Regions from separate parts of the Homo sapiens genome. Here region 1 is linked to region 2. A link is a contact called in ENCODE Hi-C or POLR2A ChIA-PET data. All regions are on one chromosome and are shown on one strand. Each heading gives the region's core, a stretch centred on a gene start or an enhancer-like site at or near the end of the contact. The rest is flanking DNA. Distances are from core to core; before and after follow the strand shown. Region 1 overlaps EXT2 (exostosin glycosyltransferase 2). Region 2 overlaps ALX4 (ALX homeobox 4).

Evidence for each region. A loop is a pair of places that touch in the nucleus more often than their neighbours do. ChIA-PET counts read pairs that join two places held with the same protein, here RNA polymerase II (POLR2A). Pooled maps may share reads with other maps.
Region 1: a loop to region 2 is called in a map of GM18951, with 2.6 times the contacts of the local background. The contact joins two enhancer-like sites. A Hi-C loop is called at or near these places in 15 of 168 maps with a recorded cell type or tissue (GM12878, GM13976, GM18951 and 9 more), 31 of 37 single-sample maps with no recorded cell type and 23 of 50 pooled maps. POLR2A ChIA-PET finds 5 or more read pairs at or near these places in 1 of 52 experiments (A673).

Annotation. Positions count from the first base shown.
Region 1 is chr11:44,110,867-44,113,913 of GRCh38, reverse strand. All of the region lies in intron 3 of EXT2 (exostosin glycosyltransferase 2), which reads right to left. Among named protein-coding and RNA genes, the nearest start is that of EXT2, 17 kb to the right of the region's middle. RefSeq lists an enhancer at 418-467. Within about 2 kb of position 1,278, at least 3 of the 41 ENCODE cell types and tissues checked have a DNase peak (open chromatin) inside an H3K27ac peak, as active enhancers do.
Region 2 is chr11:44,268,775-44,271,849 of GRCh38, reverse strand. The region is part of intron 2 of ALX4 (ALX homeobox 4); the gene reads left to right. Among named protein-coding and RNA genes, the nearest start is that of ALX4, 40 kb to the left of the region's middle. RefSeq lists an enhancer at 1-3,075. Within about 2 kb of position 1,594, at least 4 of the 41 ENCODE cell types and tissues checked have a DNase peak (open chromatin) inside an H3K27ac peak, as active enhancers do.

The DNA.
Region 1 (3,047 bases), core at 29-2,528, 160 kb after region 2:
GGACAGCCTCTCTGCTACCTCCCTCAGATCCCATTCACCTCTCCCTAGTCATACTTTATAAATAAACACATTTACAATAACAGGAGTAACAGTTCTGCATGGGAAGACTGGTTGGGGAAGTCATTTACCAACCACTGGCTAGAATCTCAGAACACAATGGTCCTGGAAAGCAGTGGTGGCCAGAAAGTATCACATTTCACATCGCTTACACCCCAGCCTCTCTCCAATCCCTGCCTCAAGCAGTTCTTTCCACCATCATCTCAGAGTTACATGTCAATCATGTAGCCTCCACCGGCTCTCACTGTCCATTCCAGCTACTTAGTCTTATTAACCCAATTCCCTATACAGGAAGCAGAACCTAGAATTAAACCCTCAGTGCTTCTCTTGCAGTTTGCTTGTACTAGCCGTTACTCTCCTTAATTAGAAAACAGTGACCACATTGTTTTAACTGGATCCAGCAAGTAGTACAATGACACTTCATCAGAGAAAGGAAGCAGGTGTATATCACACCAACTTTTACTGTTATTCTCTCCCAGGACCCCAAACCCATCGAAATCACTTTCTAGGGCAACACACACTACAAAGTCTGAGCCAAGATGTCTCAACTGAGAAACCACATTTTTTGCAATATTGATTGCTACCAATCCCCTCCCTGCCCTGATGACAACCTACATTCCCTTCTAACATGACCAGTTTAGGTTCAAAGATTTTCAAACCACCCCTGGAAATCCCACTCTGTTTGTTTAAGCTTTATGAAACCAAGAACTGGTGAGTGAGGTAACCTGCAGGCTAAAAACTTCTCCAGCTGCCGGTCTACTCTGTAAAATGTAATAACTATCCTTAGTACCAACATACGGTCTTATTTTTCCTGATTATCATGCAGCACTGAAACCATCCAACATGAACTTGGGCAGGTTCCATGACCATGATGGCAAGCAGACTCTATGGGCCCCATGGCCTATGTGCAGAGAAGCAGACATGGATGCAATATTCAGGCACCAGGCAGTCCAGGTAAGCCAGGGTCGTGGGTGATTAGGCTATTACACTCACAGCCCCAGAGGAGAAGTGGGTGTGTATGTGCAGAGAAAGGAAGCAGTTGTATATCACATCAACCTTTACTGTTATTCTGTCCCCGGGGCCCCAAACTTGTTATTCTGTTCCAGGGGGGTTAAGGTGAATGTTCAGCACTGGCAGTAGGAAAGCAGCAATCAGAAGCATGCCTTACGCTGAAGATCATCCACATGCAGTCTGTTTGTCATCTCAAAAAGAGCCACGACTGCAATTAGTCAAACTGGCCTCATGCCAGCCCTGCTACTGGCATGCACTCTAAGGCACTGTATCTTCTTCTGCCAAGGTCTCCATTACATTATAATGGAGAAAATATTGTAAGCATCCCTTGCTTTACAGAACACATGGTTTACATTGACTGAAAAGTGAATTTCTGAACAGCACATTCTGTTTTCCCATTATGTATCCCCAAATCAGAGATTAGTTCCAAAGCTGCAAGAGACTGAAAAGAAAACCTGCAGCTAAAGAAGTATTAATATGATGATCTGACTCAGGTCAGGCCAAGTATTATAATCACTGGAGGCGCTCTCCAGCATTTTTAGCACTTTGCAGGGCTGCCTGATTCTGGGACGTCTCCTCTGACACTGAGCCTTCCTCTCCACGGCCTTGTATTCTCCACCCTCCCTAACCCAGTGTTCTGCATGTTTTCTCACAGTTCTCCTCCTGCTATCTAAGTATTCGCAGTGCCTAAACACAGTGAGGCTGCAAGTTTGTCCTTTGCTTTCCTTTAAACCATGCATGGAATCAGGCCTGCAAATTCCTCAAATATAAAGCTTCAGGTTTTGCACAAAACAAAACCCAAAAAAGCAGACCGATTCTATCGGTCATCCTTATTTGTTCACTGAGTCAAACAAACTGTAAAACAATATTTGTGAGACAGGTAAACATGAGCAAAGGCTAGATATTTAGTGACTATTTGGTGATATGGAAAAATTATTGTTAATTTTCTTAGGTATGATAATAGTATTATAGTTAGTTACATTTTTTGAAAAGGCTGTATCATGCAGAGATTCACACAATATTTACAGATGCAAGGATCTGATGTCTGGCATTTGTTTCTAGATAATCTAGCGGAGGTGGAGGTAGATGAGAGTAAGGATGAAACAAGACGGGCCTCAAGATAATGATCGAAGCTGGACAGAGGATATGTGGTGTTCACTGTACTAGTCTCGCTTCTTTATATAGGTGTGAAATTTTCCATAACAAGTTTAAGTAAATAAATAAACACCCACATAAAAGTAGAAATGTGTGAGAGATATTTGCAAAGAAAGGATAAGAAATCCAAGGTAGTAACGGTATTACAGAACACATCTGAGAAAACTAACATCAGTTAAGTCATTAAAAGATGTATAAGTCATGAAATATGCTCCTACTCAAGTTAAAATAAAATTGGTTTGTATGTGTGCTTGTGTCTAAATCCATAGAAAAAAGACTAGAAAAACACATCATATTTTAATATAAGTATCTTTCAGGAAGGGAGTGAAAACAGAGGAGGGAATCAAAGCAGGTTTTTACGTTTTACTCTTTATACACTTGCATGCTGTTCGACCCTTGCACAAAGTATATATGTATCATGTGTATGGATTTTTTTTTAATTGAAAGAGAAATAAAAACATTTAAGCAGCATTAAAAAAAATTCACTGAGCAGACATTTCCCTTCAGTCCAGGTCCTTGTACTGTATTTCCTTAAGTAAAATAATTTTTAAGTAATCACACCTATGCTTTTGAACTTTAGGAGATCTTAAAGCAGTCTAATCTAGCCCATCTGTTTTCTAATTTCCAAACAATCTGACATGCAGCTCCTGTAAAACCATTCTGCATTCACAGTTCTTGCCTCCTTTGAATCCAGGAGCAAGGATGAAGGATAAGAAAAATTAACAAACAAATCTACTATTCCTTACCCCAACAAGAAGGCCACCTAAGTTTCAAAATGAAATTTCCCACATGCAAAGATAAAGGACTAGATGGTGATTCATTAC
Region 2 (3,075 bases), core at 345-2,844:
CCGGGAGTAGAATTCACTAAGTACTGAAAGAAGAATGACGCCTTGAGTACAAAACATGAAAACAAAGGCGCACAGAGCATTTTTCAGTTGCCACCATACAACTAAAACAGAGTGTTCTCTGCACACACACATGCGCGCGCACACACACACACTTATACCTACTTCCAAAATGGAGTTGAGGTAGCTTACAATTAAAGATTTATTTGTTCAATCTAAAAACAAGAACAATGGCATGAAATGCAGAGGTAATGTGGTAAAAAAAAATTTAGGCTAAGGTTCATGGTTGCCATTGAGCACAAACTTCAACTTGGAGCTTCCTGGCAGCCAAGGCAGAAAGGGAAACTCTGACGTGCTGCATATCTTATCACCTAGTGGGAGGACCACAGAACTATAGAACGGTAGTGCTGGAAATGATCACCCCATCTTCCCATTTGATAGACGAGGAAGAAGAGGCCCATAGGTGGGAAGTCATAACCTGAAGTTAACAGCAGCCACTCAGTAGCAGCACTGCGACTGGAATCCGGGACTCCTGAGTCGCAGCCTAGTGCTTCTTTGACTTTAGTTTGCTGTACAAGGACACATGCCAGATTGTTCAGAGGCTTTTCTTTGTATAAAGGCAGCAGGGTGGGTGGGATCTTCATGTGCGTCAGACCTCTGGGTTGAGCCCTAAGCCTGGCAGTGCCCTGGGGGGGTAAGGGGGTGGTGATGGAACCCCCTGCCTGCCTCTGCTGTGTTTGTTCAGGGCCCATACTCAGCTGGTGGCAAGCCAGGTGCCTGGCGTAGAGTGGTGGTGGGGACAGGGACGGGGCAATGGGGGCCCCAAGATGGACTTTTCCTGGGAAGAAGCCTAGGGTTTGGCCCTGCTCCAGGGGGCTGCAGGGGCCTCTCTCTGCTGTCTGGGATTCCAATCTCTGCAGCTGGTGTCTGAAGACAATAAGACAGAGGCCTCCCCGCCCTGGGCCACCCCGCCCTGGCCCCAGATGGGCTGCGGTTAGCGAGGCCTCCGCCAAGACAGTTGGTTCCTTGCACAGCCCGGTCCTCGGGAGAGGCCTGTGCTGAGTGGGCCCAGGCTGGGGTGGTCCTGAGGTATGACATTCAGACCGGGAGAACAGTGGGGACCTCGTGGTTGGCTGTCCTCCTGGGGCTGCACAGTGGAGACAGGCCTGCGGTGCAGAGCTGGGAGGCACAGGAACGGGCGTGGGGGTTGGTGTGGCATCTGGAAGGGAGCTCTCGGAGCCCCTGGGGCGCCAGGGGTCAGAAATGGATGGACACTCCAAGCCTCAGGACCTGCAGATGTGAGCATAGAAGGGGTCGTGAGGATACCCTTGCTGCCTCCAATTTACTGGGGAGGATATTGAGGACCGGCCAGGCTCACCTAGCTCATGTCTGGATCTGGGCAGAAAAGCCAGAACTGGGTGCGCAGGGTAAGGCCCCAGGACAAAGGAACAGGAGAAGAAGGAGGGAGGAGGTGGGCAGCCCTGCTCCCACCGGTCGCTCACCCGCCTCTCACCATTTCCATCTTCAGCCCTCAAATAAATCCCTCAGCCTGACCTTCTTCCACTCCTGTTCCAAAGACGGTGCTAGCTCTGCTGGCCTCTCCCCCGCCTGGTCATCTGTCTTCCCCAGATAACCCACATCTCCTCCTCCCTCACACTCAGCTCCAGCGAGCCCGCGCCCCACATTCCACTCCCCCACATGGCTCCTCCCTCCACTCTAGACCCCTTTGCCAGGCGCTGGCCACCTCCTTCCCTCTTCGGGGTCCCTCCCCGCCCATCCCTGGATCCTCTGTTCCAGAGCCTGTAGGGACATCTTCCACTTCCACAGTCCCACCATGGGGACCTGGAACCCACAGAGACACAAGGAGAACCCCAACAGTCACAGTGACAAAAAGAAAAAGAGAAGCCATCTCTCTCCGTGCCTCCAGTGGCTTCTCCCCTCCCCCCAGCTTCCCCCACAGAAAACCCTGGGAGGCTGAGGAAGGAGCGGAAAGACGGAGCTAAGCCTGCAGGAAATTAAACATGAAATGAAAACAAGCTCCTCTGATTCATTCTCTCATCCTGGCCCCAGTCTCCCATCCCAGGCCACTGATAAAGAGGGATCCCATTTCAGCAGCACAGAGAGGAGACCCCATCTGTCCTTGGCTCCCAGTGGGCAGCCAGGGCCTGGACCCTAGGAATCCCTGGAGGAAAAGGGGCCCTGGGAGGCCAGGGCAGGGGCTGAGACCCCAAACTGGGGAGAGGGTCCGTTTCTAAGGAAGAGGCTTCTCCTCCCCCAGTCAATGTGTGTGCACACATGCACGTGCGTGTAGCCACACTAGTGGGTACACTCGTGCACGCACACACATGCTTAGGATTAGGGAGGGGAAAGTGAGTTGGTACAGGAGTGGAGAAACATAATAATGTACACCCCTGCTCACCCCCACCCTCCTCACAGTAACATGAGATACATCCCCATCTTCCTTGACCTCTTTCCTCTAGCAAAAGACAGTGAGAAAGGTCAGGAGCTGTAAAGAAACAAATGGGAAGTACTCTAAACATTCTTGGACTGCATTTCCCATCTATCTCCCCTGCTGCGACTATGAGGTACCATTCGCCATGCAGAAACTGAGGCCCTTGGCAATACCAGTGCTCCTATGAGCCTGTCCATTGGCCAGCTACACTGGATGCCCAAAGAGGCCAGGCAGCGTCTGTGAGGAAGCACGTCCACACCTCCTTCTCCCCTCCTCGCAGTGGTTCCTAGGAAGCTCAAAGGCTCTGAGGCAGAGGAATTTTGAGAGCTGACTCCTATATTTAGCTCAGCAGCTGCATTGGTCGTGATGGATGGAGAAATGTTTCCACCTGGAGAGCAGGGACTGGACCTCAGGAAAGTTGGCTTTCTTGATGCCTGGGCCTGGAAGGGCCTGGCAAGGCTCCTTATGGCTCTGCAGCTGAGGCTATTGTCATGGCTCTGTTCTCCCGGTCTGCAGCGTGCTGTCTGAGGTGTGCCCACTTGCATCTGAGTCTGCAAAGCCAGCAGACAAGTGCACATCAAGCTGGCAGAGGCCTCCCTCTGAGGAGCACCACGGTCCATCTCTGA